Linked DNA regions of Homo sapiens: region 2 is linked to region 1. Evidence: chromatin contacts called from ENCODE Hi-C data. All regions are on one chromosome and are shown on one strand. The core of a region is the stretch at or near the end of the contact, and the rest is flanking DNA. Distances in the headings are between cores, read along the strand shown. Region 1 overlaps LOC124900670 (a long non-coding RNA gene). Region 2 holds the start of TAPT1 (transmembrane anterior posterior transformation 1).

Evidence for each region. Hi-C counts contacts between places; a loop is a spot of excess contacts on that map. Pooled maps may share reads with other maps.
Region 2: a pooled map shows a loop between it and region 1 (7-fold over the local background). The contact joins the promoter of TAPT1 here to the enhancer-like site in region 1. A Hi-C loop is called at or near these places in 2 of 37 single-sample maps with no recorded cell type and 3 of 50 pooled maps.

The regions. Positions count from the first base shown.
Region 1 is chr4:14,175,972-14,182,909 of GRCh38, forward strand. All of the region lies in intron 1 of LOC124900670 (a long non-coding RNA gene), which reads left to right. Among named protein-coding and RNA genes, the nearest start is that of LINC01085, 67 kb to the left of the region's middle. RefSeq lists enhancers at 1-150, 2,534-2,828. Within about 2 kb of position 2,525, at least 4 of the 41 ENCODE cell types and tissues checked have a DNase peak (open chromatin) inside an H3K27ac peak, as active enhancers do.
Region 2 is chr4:16,222,387-16,229,324 of GRCh38, forward strand. It overlaps TAPT1 (transmembrane anterior posterior transformation 1), which reads right to left and starts at 4,085. Exons shown (of 14, transcript NM_153365.3): 1 at 3,873-4,085. The coding sequence starts at 4,071. It overlaps TAPT1-AS1 (TAPT1 antisense RNA 1), which reads left to right and starts at 4,277. Exons shown (of 3, transcript NR_027697.1): 1 at 4,277-4,791. RefSeq lists silencers at 3,638-4,017, 4,128-4,177, 4,188-4,287, 4,298-4,367, 4,428-4,627 and an enhancer at 5,138-5,197.

The sequences.
Region 1 (6,938 bases), core at 1,275-3,774:
TGACAAAATGTATACTCTACTAAAATCAGTTCATTTAAATTCAGTACAGCAAACATTGATGGAGTACTTATAAAAGTAGGTTATTTGATGATAATCCATAATCCCCTCATATTAAAATAATCTATCTTCCATTTTTTTTCTCCAACCAAAGAAAAAAAAACCTAAGGTTGGTTTACTAAAAACATCTCATATTTGCTAAGTGCTTACTGGCTGCTAGGCATTTTTGTTAAGCACTTTGCTTGCCTTACCTCATTTAGTTTTCAGAATCCCAAGAGGAGTGTTTTATTAGTATTCTCATTTTGCAGACAGGAAAACTGAAAGAGATTTAGCAAAGACTCAATCACTCAAGCAGTTAGGAGCATAACTGTTGTTCAATCTTTGAGCTCTTTGATTCTAGGCACTGACTTATATTTCCCCTAAATTAGTAATTGCCAAATGTGGGTAAGCTTGTGATGTATTTGACATACTTGTTAAGGATGCAGATTCCTGCCTCTGCATGCATACACATAGTTCTAATACTATGGCTTATTTATTGCATATTATAAACACATCCACGGATTGAGTTGCTCATCTGCTGTGAACTCAGTGAAGACTGAGGGTCAGAACCAAGACTTTTCGGAAATCTAATGGGGTACCCTCCTTTCCCAAGGTTGAGATAATTACACGAGTACAACAAACCTTATGCCTTTGAAGTATTGAGTGGTTAAACAAGTGTGACTAAAGAAATCAACAAAATGCAATTGTGCTTATGTATCTCAAGAACAAGTGTTTCTTTAAGTACCCTTTAGCTACCACCCAACTCTTATTCCCATTAGTCAGTGAACTGCTATGGGAAACTGCAATGAGAGTCATCCTAAGTCAGGGTTTCTCAACCTCAGCACACTGGTATTTTATGCCAGAGAAGTCATTATTTTGTGGGGCTGTTCTGTACATCGTATGATGTTTAGCAGTATCCATCAGGCCTAACTACTAGAAGCTAGTAGCACATCCTCCGTGTTGTGAAATTAAAAAAAAAAATAGCCAACTTTGTCAAATGTCCCTTCAGGGGCAAATTATCCCTGTTTGAGAACCGCTGCTATATGATACGTTGGGAAACCGAGGACACTGGAGAGGTCATCAGTGGAAATTGTTGTTCCACATAACATTTCTTACTTTAAAAGGATCTGTAAAGAATACAGAATATCATATTTACAAATACAAACATTGATTTTTATAAAAGAGATTTCCATGTGGATTCAATGGCTGATCCTCATCTCAGACTCCTTGAAAAGCCTTGCATTTAGGGACTTGGGGTAGAAAAACAACCCAATCAAGAAGGGAGAGAAGATCATTCAGAAATGTAGGCTGAGACTCACAGCTTAGAATAGCTGTGCTGGTAAGGGAAGAATTTTAGGGACATAACTCCCAAAAGAGAGAAAGAAGAGGATATGGGCCAGCCATGGCCCCAGGGAGAAGCAACAATTATTGACTAGCATCAGAGGCTCAAACTGAGGCAGGCTGACCTCTGGGAGTAAGGAGGGATGGAAGGTGAGTCAGTGGAGCAGGAGAGAAAACCAATTTGGGGAAGCTTTGCTTAGAAAGGAATGAAAGTTAGGGCCTGATAGGTAAAGCAGAAGAAAAGGAAAATTTAAATACTGTCTTCACAGAATGATTCCAGAACTTGACAGGCCAGATTGTAGCACAATTAAAGGTGTAAAAAGTTGTATGGCTAAAGGAATTTAACCACTTTGAAGTTTATACACCACACAAAGCAAAGAGAGGAGGTAATTGGCCAGAACTCTAGTTTTGGTTGTTTTAGAGCATGGAAAGAAAAACAGTCACAGGATGGATCTTCCTTTCTTGCTGGCACTTCTTTGAGAAATCACAAGAAAGAAGAGGCCTTTCTAAGGCTTTGGAGAGCCAGATGGTTCTTTAAACATGGACTTTCCTCAGGCCTTTAGCCAGGGAAGTCCTGTGCTAGTAAAAATTTAACAACTGACTTTCTGGGACAAAACAAAACCCTCTAATTTGTGATGTTTACTGATCTCCATGGTGTGAATACTTTCACATGGCTCATTTCTAGCTAACATCAAGAAGTCACTGAACAAGGAATTGGGAAGAGCTGCATTCAATTGGTCTTGCTTGCCTGTGTGACCCAGTGTGAGCTGGTTTCAGCACACCAGTGTAGTCTTGGTCTCCTTTGTCATTTTTTTCTGAATGCCGTCTTTCCAGTATGCAGGCTTTGACTAAGCATTTAGGCAGAACTGAAACATTCAAATTAATGCCATTTCAGGTACCCACTGGTCTCAAGGTGGTAGTTTCTATCTTTGTGACTTGCCATCCATACCACCCCTTTCGACGTACACTGCTTTCTAGCAGCAGAAAGCCAGCTTGAAACTTCTGTGACAAATGAGGTCCACCAAAAATTTTTAGAACAACAAAAAATAAACTAGTAGGGAAAAAGTGGCCTAAATAAATGGGTCATGCAAGTAGAATTAAAATTGTAATTTTTGCTATTTGGTGATTTGGAGAAGACTTAGCTTTTATGCATTTTGACAGAGTAGCAGCTGTTGTTATCTCTGTAACCGGGGTGTCAGAAGTAAAATGTCAAAGGTAGAGGCACTTCCTGCTTGGTTAGTCATCTGCATTTCCTGACAAAGGCCCAAGAGGAAATGGTTTCTATTCCTTGAGAAAGAAGCAAGGGAGGGGCAAGGACAGGAGTCCTGGCTGAATTCACTGTATCTAAAAGTCTTTCATTCTGCTGAATTTACATCATGAGACTGAGGCCTTGTAAAAGCTTCCTAACATAAGAAAAATGGTCTTGGATAAAACCTTCATGTTCCTTTGTCTTTTGTTTTTTGTGCATTACTAGGATTTCAGGAGTAAAATTTCATACACCAGTGTTATTAATTTAAGAATCCAAGTGGCCACACTCATCATATAGTCTGATTGTCCACTTCTGAAAACTTTTGGGGAGTATTTTTAAAATAATACATTTCAAGTACCCATTGTCTCAAGGTGGTACTTTCCATTTTTGTGTCTTTCCATATATAGTGCCCCTTAGAATATACAGGAATGGTACACTCCAGCAGCAGAAAGCCAACTTGAAACTCCTGGGTCACATACAGTCTATCAAAGATTTTTAGAACAAAAAAATAAACTAATAGGAGTTAGTTTATTCCTATGCTATCAAAATATATTTAAAAATTAACAGTGAATAATGAAGAGGCAAAAACCTATAACATGAGACACACCTACACAATTTCGTCTTTTTCATTCTAGCATTTTTACTATTTTTTTCTACTATGTTGTTTTATCCCCCAAGTGTTTAGAACAGTGAAATGTGTTTCCAGTTTATATTCTCTTTATGAAAAACAGCATTACTGAATAGATGCCAATGAGAAAAATAAACTATTAATATACCCTCTCTTTTTACCTCTTGGTTCCCAACTCCATAAATCAAAGATTTGAATACAGTCTGGTACAAGAAGTGAGAGTATTTAATTCCTAAATTTGAACTCAAGTAAAGGTGTGTGGGCTGGAGAGCTCTTTGGAAAGTGGGAGCAGACCTTTTTGTTTGTTTAACAACTGGATGATGTGGAGTTACCTCATTAGGCCCATGCAGGTTTAATGATGATTTACAGAGAATGCATTGGTAAGTCCCTGCAGAGGGCAAAAAAATGATTTTCCTTGACGATTTCTAAGACATTTGTATCCTCTTCTCCATAATTACCCCATTGGGTTTTGACTCTCTTAATAGCACAGGCATTTTCCTAAACATTTGCATTTTTTTCTGTTATTAATCCTCTTGCACAATGCTCAGTGATTTTTCTTGTTGGAGATCCTATTGCCAGTTTTCACTGGCTCTCACTCATACAGAGCTGGGGGTCATGAGATTTTTATCTTCTACCCCTTATAGCATCTATCCCAGTTGCTAAGAATGCCACTGATAGCTGGCATTTTCAGGATTTGACAATCTACCTTGCCCTTTCACAAACATTTGCTAAGTTGTTCATCACCTCCCTGTGGAGGAAACAGGAGAGAATTTTATTAGGTAGGGTGATACAAGGGGAATCCACACATTGGGAACAATATTGAGTAGCCAGGTTGAAGGTACAGGTCAATCAGCAGTTGTCTTAAAGCTTTCCTAGTATTCTGCTTGCTATTCCCACTCCTTTTGTTTATCTGAAAATATTTATTATCTGTTCAGACAGTGTAATTCACTGGGATGAAGCTCAACACAGGGAATCCCGCATGCCCTTTTCTCATAGAACATTTTAAAATTACCTTTGTAGTTGTGGTTTAGCAGGACAAAACTGGAACCATTCCCCATGTGTCATCTATGTCATCTTGGTTCTCCCCTTGCCTGTTGCTGCTAGAAAATGGGTCAGGTATTTATGGCTCAACATAGCATCCCTGGTGCCAGGATGATCCAGTTGGCCTAAGGCAGAAGGAAGCTCAAACAAAAAGGCAACATCACCAGATTGGTTCCGTGGGAGCATAAGCCTCTGAATTTGAGGTTCAGGTCACATTTCTTGGCATGATCTTCCAGTTTTATGTGCTAGCAGCAAGCAAGTGGGTTGTTAGAGTACTAGGACTGAAGTGGGCTAAAATAAAATTGGATTATGAAAGATATTCCAATGGTCAATGACACTTATACATTTTCATGAAATAAAACAAACAACTTTCTCCTTTGAATTGAGGTAGAATCATTTCAACATCCACTCTCATGATCCATCCATGCATGAAGATGTCAATTTTTTTCATATTCCACAAGACACTCACTCTCTTATCATTGGCAAATTCAGAGAGTGTTTACTAAAAGCTATGTCTATTAGGGAGGCAGTGAGGGTGTTGAGGGATTCTGGTAATAGTAATGATGTTATTATCACAGCTCAACTGAGCCTCAGAGTGACTTTCCTGATGTTCACAATTGGTCAAGAGTAAAGATAGAGTTTGAATCCAATTCTTTTGATATCAGGCCTCCTAACTTTGAATCCAATTTTCTGTCCTCTATGGAACTGTTGGTGCCTGCATATAGAGTATTCAATAAAGGTTTGCTGAACTAGATTGAATAAAACTGAAGGCCAAAGGGAGTTTTAGCCCTGCCTTTCCAATGAAGGCAATTTCCTATTGACCAGACTCTCACCTTTCTGTTCTGCCTCTGAGTTCATTTGATAAGAGACTTGATTTGGGCTTGTTTTAGCAGATAAGTTGAGTTAATATTTATTTTAGGAAAGTGGGATTAGTGAAGATAGGTAGGGAATGAATTATACATTCTCTGAGCAACTGAAGGTCATTAGGAAAACATGCAGCTGCCGGAGATTTCCGGGTAAGGCTTGCACAGTGGGGGCTGGAGGTGATTTCCAAATGTTGTGGTTTCTATTTATTGGAGTTACTTTGGAAGTGGTGAGCTGGGACAATTACGCTGTTAATTCAGATAAAAGGGAACTTTTTAATAGAGAGAGTGACAAATCACTATGTAAATATGGAGAACGCAGCTTCCAAGACTGGCAGACAGTGCAAGGTATGGGGACGTGAGAATCATAGGATTTGAGTGTTTTGCTGACTCTGTATGAGTCAGAAACCAAAAGAGGGGCATGAAGTGAGAGAACCAACTCAACTAGCAAAAGAGACCCGGCAAGGGGAGCCATTCTAATGCAGAATCCAAAAAGTGTATACAACTCAGGGAGCATTTAGAATAATGTTAGCACTAGAAATTTTTGTTTTGTTTTGTTTGAGAAGCAAAAAATATTGTGTAGACAGAAACTAAAGGTTGTTATTAGGCAATAATAATAGCTAGTAGATCATTCTTTATCCTCACATCTCATGTGCCAGGCACTGTGCTATGTACTTTGCATTAATCTGCACGTTAAATCTTCACAGCAGGCTGGGCATGGTGGCTCATGCCTGTAATCTCAGCACTTTGGGAGTCCGAGGCAGGCGGATCAAAAGGTTAAGAGATCGAGACCATCCTGGCCAACATGGTGAAACCCTGTCTCTACTAAAAATACAAAAATTAGCTGGGCGTGGTGGCACATGCCTGTAGTCCCAGCTACTCAGAGACTGAGGCAGGAGAATCGCTTGAATCTGGTCGGCGGAGGTTGTGGTGAGCTGAGATCGCACCACTGCACTCCAGCCTGGAGACAGAGTGAGACTCCACTATGTCTCAAGAAAAAAAAAAAAAAATTCTCACAGCAGCCGTATAGACTAGACACAATCAGAAAATGTACAGATGGGAAAAACATTCTAAAAATTTGATTTCTTTGCTCACATTCGTAAGCCCCAAGTGAAGAGCCAGAATGCAAACTCAGGCCCAGTTGATGTCAATTATTTTTGTGTTTGTCATGTAGAAGAGCACTTCACAGCACGCGGTGTGCCTCTTTGGAAAGGAAAACCAGAGAGGAAGCATGAGTCTTGTTTTGAGTGTCCCACAGGGAAATGAATTTGAAACACTACAGTTCTGGGGTTTTACGGTTTCTAGAGTCCTTTTCTGTGACAGGGAAATCTTCATTTTTGTGCGAAGAAATATCCAGCCCTTATCAGCTGATTTGGCTGAGATTTAGAAACTTTTCTTTATCTGTTTAAGATTGATGCAGAAACAGAGCAAATGTGAACAGGTGAGCAGCGTTGACCAGATGTTCCAGTGAGAGAGCTAGTGACAACAAAGGGAGGATAAAGCTGGTGTGGGTGCTGTACATAGTCCACTTGACAAATGTTTGTTGAGTGCCTGCCATTTTCTAGGCAATGTCTTAGGCACCAGAACACAACCCATGCAGCAGGGAACTTAGCCACAGTGTAAAAGGAGTAGAAGCTTTGGTGGTAGGCAAGTCCCAGCACAGTCACTAACCAGCTAAGTGGCTTTTGGGCATATGACTTAGCCCCTCCAAGCCTCCATTTTCTCATCTCAGAGAGACATGATGAAGCCCAGCTCTGCGGGTCACTGTGAAGAATAATGT
Region 2 (6,938 bases), core at 2,835-5,334, 2.0 Mb after region 1:
TGTATCTGGTTTGTGGTTACTCCAAGTAATTTCCCGGTTTTATTATTTTTATTTTTCTTTGTGAACAAATTAATTGGCTCTAGATCATAATTTTAGAATCAGTCACCCTTTAATCATCCATTTGGTTAAGTTTGGGGCCACTGGGATAACTATGTGATATAGGTGAAGACTGGTTAAATGAAAACATATTTTAATAAAAATGTATTTGTAAGAAGAAACTGACAAATTTTCAGTTACACAAAGAATAAGACATAGGTAATATGAATAGTTAAAACCTTCGTCCCACTCGAAATCTTTTAAGGGTATTGCTAAAAATTCAGTTGACTTTTCTGGGTTTCATTCTTCCTGCCTCTGCTCAATCTCTAACAGAGGTGAAGCAAGAAGAGGTCTAACCATGGTTAAAGGGAGAGGAGAGAGGCAAAAGAGATGGATAATAAGTTGAAGTTTTAGAAGTCCAGAGTCACTGTTAAAGAAGAAAGAAATGGGTCCATGGCACTGTTACCAGTAGAAACAATATGTTCACCTATACCCGACTTCAGGCTTTCTTGTTTTACAAGCAATACCTATCCCCATGCATCTCCAACACCTGCATTACACAGGTACTGTTTCACCTGTGCTACCCTCACAGGTGCTACCCTTATTTACACCAAGCCTTCTGTTAAGTCTCCATGGTGACTAGAAGCAACCTAGATGCTTCAGATACTGAACTATCTAGTAGTGGCATTATGAAACAGAACCAAACTGATTAGGCAAGCAGTCTAAGCAAGCACAGAGTTTACAAAGCAATTCAACAACCCAACCAAGCCAAAAACACAGATTTCCTAATGCTTAGTCCAAAGTTGATTTGCTGTACTTAGATTCCTAAATAAAAATATGGCTATACAGAAACTCTCCTACCTAGGACTTCTGCAGATGAATCAAGTGGGGAACAAGCACAAAAACATAACATTGATTATTTGGTTTTATGTCAAAAGGAACAACAGAAGTTGGTAGTATTTTCAAGGACAGGAAGAAAATACAGAAGAGATCAATCTGCAGTTCTTGATAACCACTACATCCAGAGTTCAAGGCCAGTAACCACATATGCAACAAGGAAATACACAATGACCATTCTGAGAGAGCAAATAAAAACAGGAATGATGAGTGGGATTCCCAATTCTAACTATGTTAAAAGGTGTAAGTACTCGCATCTGAGACATGCGTCAGCCTATTGCCAGGCTAAATATAAGTCAGAACGGGAGTTCTGAGAACGAAGTGATGAGGAAAAGAAAGCTTAGACTTAATGGAGACACATGTTTAGTATAATACAATATAGAGCATATACAGCTATTCATACAGACAAATATACATATCTAGTTTCTAAACATATAAATCAACAAGGAGAGATATAAAACAAAAAATGAACCTCAGACACCACGTTTTATTTTATTCAGATGGAAAGAGTTTGGATAAGTACCTAATATGTACATTCATTTAGGGAATTCTAGGCTGTTGGGACTGATCAACAAATGTCTTACCTGTAGGAGCCCTAAATTCCTTGTGAGAAATGATAAAGGGAACTTTGGAACTGACTGATGGTTCAGCCACCAAGACACTAAGATTATGACTTTCAAAAAGAAAAGCCAAAGGTTGCCTTAACTTGCAGGGGGATCTAGATCTCAAGGGCAGTGGTGCTAGACTCTCAGAGGCACACAAGAATATAAAAAAATCAACAAGTAATACCTTAAGTCCGAGCATCTAGCCGTGGAGGACTAGTTTGATTCAGGGAGAAATGCTATCCAAATGACTCCAGGTGCTGCCACTCAAAGGCCCTCTGACCCAGGCCAGCTCCTAGGGAATCGTTTTTAAAAATTCTTAAAAGGAGGGGAAGGAAGGATTACAGAGCAGGGGAAGAGGGCAGCGCTAGACTTAGCAGCCTGGGCATTGAAGAAGGACTAAAATAATTGTTTCTAGTGGGGAAACCTCTAACAAATATGGTTATCGGAGCTACAGACTGGGTGCTAGCAGTGGCAGGAGCTATGTGACTAGCAGAGCAGGGACACCAGGGGAAAAGAAGGAGGGGCTTATGTGGAGGCTCAGAGAGAACACTGGCCAGTGGCTCCAGCTGAAATACTCCTGGAATTTGGAATTCTCACCTAAATCCTGATCGCCAAGGCTAGTGTGACTTGGTAAAGCAGGAGTGGCCACTGACATCTCCTCACACAAAATCAATGGAACTGGGGAAAGAACAAGGACTACCCCAACAGCTAAACCTGGAGGCATCTCCCTGATAATGACTTCCTGCAACTATGGGTTAAAAAAAATCCAGCCTTAAACATGGTGAACCATGTTGGTGAAGAATGGATACGTGGTATAATGAAGTCCATGGAAGTCCAGGTATCCAGTCCCAGAAAAAGCCAGGGAAGAAGTGTTAAGTGATACTGCAAGCTCAAGATCTGTGCTCATCAATAGGCTTCAAACAACTTCATTTCCTCTCCACGCAAACAACAAAAAAAGGCTTTTAAAATGGTGGCTTTCCTGCAACTGAGAAATGTTTTAAAGAAAGTATAGTGAAGCCTGGCTACATCTATCTCTATTTACAACAGAGTGCTTTTAATATTCAAGTCTAAGTAAGTAAACAGACAGTTGAGAGATTTGCTATTTTGTCTTACTGAGATCCTGCCAATGAAGAAAGTAAATACTCTTGAAAGCAAATGTTTAACTGAGAACTAAACCAAATAAAGTATGGTTGAGAATTTTTAAGTGGTTAATTGAAAAAGACCAAACAAGACCGTCTGTAATTTTCCAAAAATATAGACTGCTTCAAATAGAACCTACGTCCAGTTCTGGGAATCAGCAAATCAATTAGAATCGCATCTGATCAACTTTATGCCCCTTAAGTAGTTTTAAAATTTCAGTACTCAAGTACAATCAATGATGTAATCAGCCTCACAACTTAGTTATTTGCATGAACTTCAGGAAATAACGGCTAACACAGCCCCTTTTGGACAACAGAAGTAATTTTTTAGTTGGAAGAAATTTAATGGAGTTATGGTTCAGTTGCTGTTTACAGCTTGAGAATTAAAACGTTGGGTTCACTCTATATTCAAGAAGACATCCATCTCAAAACCTTTTTTCATTTAAAACTAATCTGTAACTGCAATATGAATACAAATGCAAGTTTTAAAAATTCTTTTAAAATGAGAATAAAAACCTACAGCTTATAGAAACTGTAACATTGTAACAATACGTTTAAAACTGGTCATTGAATGTAGGATTCATAAGTACACATTTTCTCATCTAGTAATTTTTTTGGCATAAGTTTCAGTTCAGGAAAAGTTCAGATGCAACATTTTATGGAGTGTTAAATATTTCTGTACTGGGCAAAACTACTGAACTTCATGGTCACTACCACACCGTCAGCTGTCTGTGAAAAATCTACTTGCAGGGCAAGTTAACAGGTTTCTATGGCTCAAGTTTGCTTAAAATACAGAACAAAAAAAGTCACCTTGGCATGAATATAATTAAGAAATCAGCCGTGTGCTTCTCACGTTTGGGCTCCGAGACGTGGGAGATGCCCGCTAACCTAAGACCTTCCGAGGGCGATGCAAGGACCCGGACAGAACTTTCCCGGCCGCAGACCCCTTCTAGGGCACACCTGGCCTGGCGCGGCCGCGGGGGCCTCGGGGCTGCGCGCGCAACCCGCCCGAGGAACTGTCAACGGCCGCGGAGCCTCGGCAGCCTCGGCGGCTCCGCGCGCCCACAGCCTGGGGAGCCCCGGGAGGCAACGGCAGCCGCGCGGCTCGGGGGCCGGGGTTCCAAGGCGCCCCCGCCGCCCTCGGTCCCCAGTCCGCCCCTCGGAGCCCGCCACGGCCTAGCGCCGCCCGCCTCACCTGTGCGGCCCCGGCGCCTCTCCCGCCGCCGGTCGCTCTCGTAGAAGCCCAGCGTCTCTGTGAGCTGAGGCGCCGGCGGGGGCCCCTGTCCGCCGCTGCCGCCCGGCTGCTCCGCCTCGCCGCGGCCGTCCCGCTGCGGGCCGTCCACGCCGCCACCGCCGCCTTCTCCCGGAGCGGCCGCGTCGCCGACGCCCGCCATGTTCCGAGCACAACAAACTGTCCCCGCCGCCTCCCTCCAGCCTCTGCCTCCGGCCGGCCCCCTCCCCGCCTCGCCCCGCCCCTCGCCGGAGCCCGAGCCGCCGCCGCCGCCGCCGCCATCCGCGGCCCGCCGACCGGCGCGAGCCATTGGCGTCAGCGACGCGTGTGAGGCCGCTGCCGCCGCCGCCGCCGCCACGGTAGCCGCCATCTTCTTCCTGCCCTCGCCGTGGCGGGCGACGGTTTCTCGCGCCGTGGCTGGCTCGGCCGGCCGGGGCACCGCGCCGGGCTCCATGCAGCCGGGCTGCGCGGTCCCGCAGAGCGGGCGCCTCCGGGGCTCGAGTCGGGGACCCGGCAGGAGCGGGCCGGGGATGGCGGCGGCGGGCGGCGGGTCGGCCGTGGAGCCCCGGAGAGGCGGCCGCCACCACCGCTGCCCGCAGTCTGCGAGGTGTCCGGCGGTCCGCTCAGGGCCTCTTTTGCAGACTCGGTGCCCGGAGTGCGCCGGCGCCGCCCGCCAGGTCTTGGCACTGCTGGCGCGGCCGCGGCGGCGGGGGCCCGGCTCCAGATCACCGACCCCCACGAGCGCCGGCCCTGCCTGCCCGCTATTTTGGTTCCATCTCTTCTGCATATTTATGCTTGCCTGTTACATTCCCTGGCCTCTGAGTGTCCTTTGGCAGTTTCCAAAGCATTTGGGCAAGAAGGAGCTTGGGCAGCTTCACAACAGGTGGGGACGCGCAGGGGAGGGGCCGCGGCCGGACCGGCAGAGTTTCAAGGGCTGGCGCGCCGGCGGACTTTCCACACTGTCTTTCGGGACTGGGGTTAGGAGACAGCCCTTGGCCACCACTGTGTCCTTACTTTGTCGCTTTACTTGGGGCTGGACCTCCCCTTTCCAGCTCTGGCGTGTGACCCCGCAACGAGCGTGGTGTCGAGACCACCACCAGCTGGGGCGGTGGGAGCGAAGGTGCCCCAGGCTCGGGGAAGGTGGAAACCTTTTCCCCGCTCCCCAAGTGATTGTTGCGCGCTCCGGTGAGGGGACAGTGGTACCTCGATTTCCCGTGTGCCAGCTTCGGGACTCAGCTGTGCTTTTGTGTCTCTTTGATTAGCAAAAGCAAAACGAATTCCTCCCCGAACACTAAGCTTCCTGGAAACTTCCCTAGACCTAAACTTGAGAACCGCATATAAATGGGCCTTGAGGGTTCTGTCGTCAGTAGCGGGTTACGTGATTGCAAACGAGCAAGTTTAAAACGGAGTGGGCTTTGGGCTGCAGAGCCGCCTGGCATTCTGACAGCTGAGCAGGAGGCAGAGGTGAGAGTCCAAGATGGACTAAAAATGTCCCAGCAGCTGGGAGCCCAACCTCGGCCCAACCTCGTTGAAAGGAGGAACATTCGGTGCAGCCGTCGGAACCTTATTATTTATGAAAGGGGACAGCTCACAGGATTACATTTTTCTAAGCCAATCCTGTGACCATCCTCCATGAAATTCTCTATTTTGGTTGCATGTGGTCAAAACTGAGCCTCACTGAAACAATTGAAAACAAATACTCCCGACAAATCTTAAGAATCGTTTTGAAAATCAAAAGGTGGGGAAAATGTTGTGGCTTCTGAGCTTTCTTCAGCCCATATTCTATTATTCTCTGATGTTTTATGGTGTAAAATCATACCCATTCCATTATGTATTGATTGTCAAGAAGGAAGTAGGCTTTTATTGCTATTTTTATGTCAGTTTCCATTTACTGTCTCACCACATTTATTGGGTTATTGCCTTTGCCTTTGACTCAACAGGAGCTGGAAGGGTAGGAATCCCAAATTCTGTTGCCTAAGGCAGCCAGTTGTCAGAATGGACTTTCCTCATTTTCTATTATGAGGCCTGAGGAAAGACATTCAGTTCCAAAGGCTGTGCCTATCCTTTTAAATAGAAGAGAGAGGGCCCGGCACGGTGGCTCACGCCTGTAATCCCAGCAGTTTGGGAGGCCGAAGGGGGCGAATCACGAGGTCAGGAGTTCCAGACCAGCCTGGCCAACATAGTGAAACCCCGTGTCTACTAAAGATACAAATATTAGCCGGGCGTAATGGCGGGCGCCTGTATTCCCAGCTACTCGGGAGGCTGAGGCAGGAGAATGGCTTGAATCCGGGAGGCGGAGGTTGCAGTGAACCGAACCGAGATCGCGTCGCTGGACTCCAGCCCGGGCGACAGAGTGAGACTCCGTCCCAAAAAAAAAAAAAAAAAAAAAAAAAAAAAAAAAAAAAAAAAAAAGAAAAGAAGAAGAGGAAGCAGCCGTGCCAAAAAAAAAAAAAAAAAGAAGAGGAAGCAGCCGTGCCGAGGCTAGGTACTGCCTAAAGAAGCGGGGGAACAAATTGGAAATGTGGGAATGCGAATGTGGGCAAGTTGAGGAACTTGTAGCTTCTCGTCGGTTGAATCTTTTCACTGAAGCTGCTTTATTATATCTGACATGTGAAACTACACAATTTCAAACAAACCCATATTGAAGTCAACATACAAAAAAGCATTTAAAAAACAACCATTAGTAAAAATAATTTTTTCAGTTAACGCTATTCTTCCCTTGTATAGGTGTTGATAATCATATAATCAAATAGCTTATTGCATATGGAGAGTTGTTTTCTTTGAGTTAATTCAACGTATTGCAACTTAGTTAGAATCCAGGAAAATAGTATTTTCAAATGTGTATTTGGAATCTTCAAAATACTAGGTTACAAATTACCTTAAGAGATATTTATGCAGCATAGAAGAACCAGCAGTTCTCAGAGGAAGATAAATAGTTAAAATATCATAATGCACTTTATATCAGTTGTAAAAAGAAAAATACAGGCTTAGATTTATGGTATTACCGTTAGAAAAACAATATGAGTATTT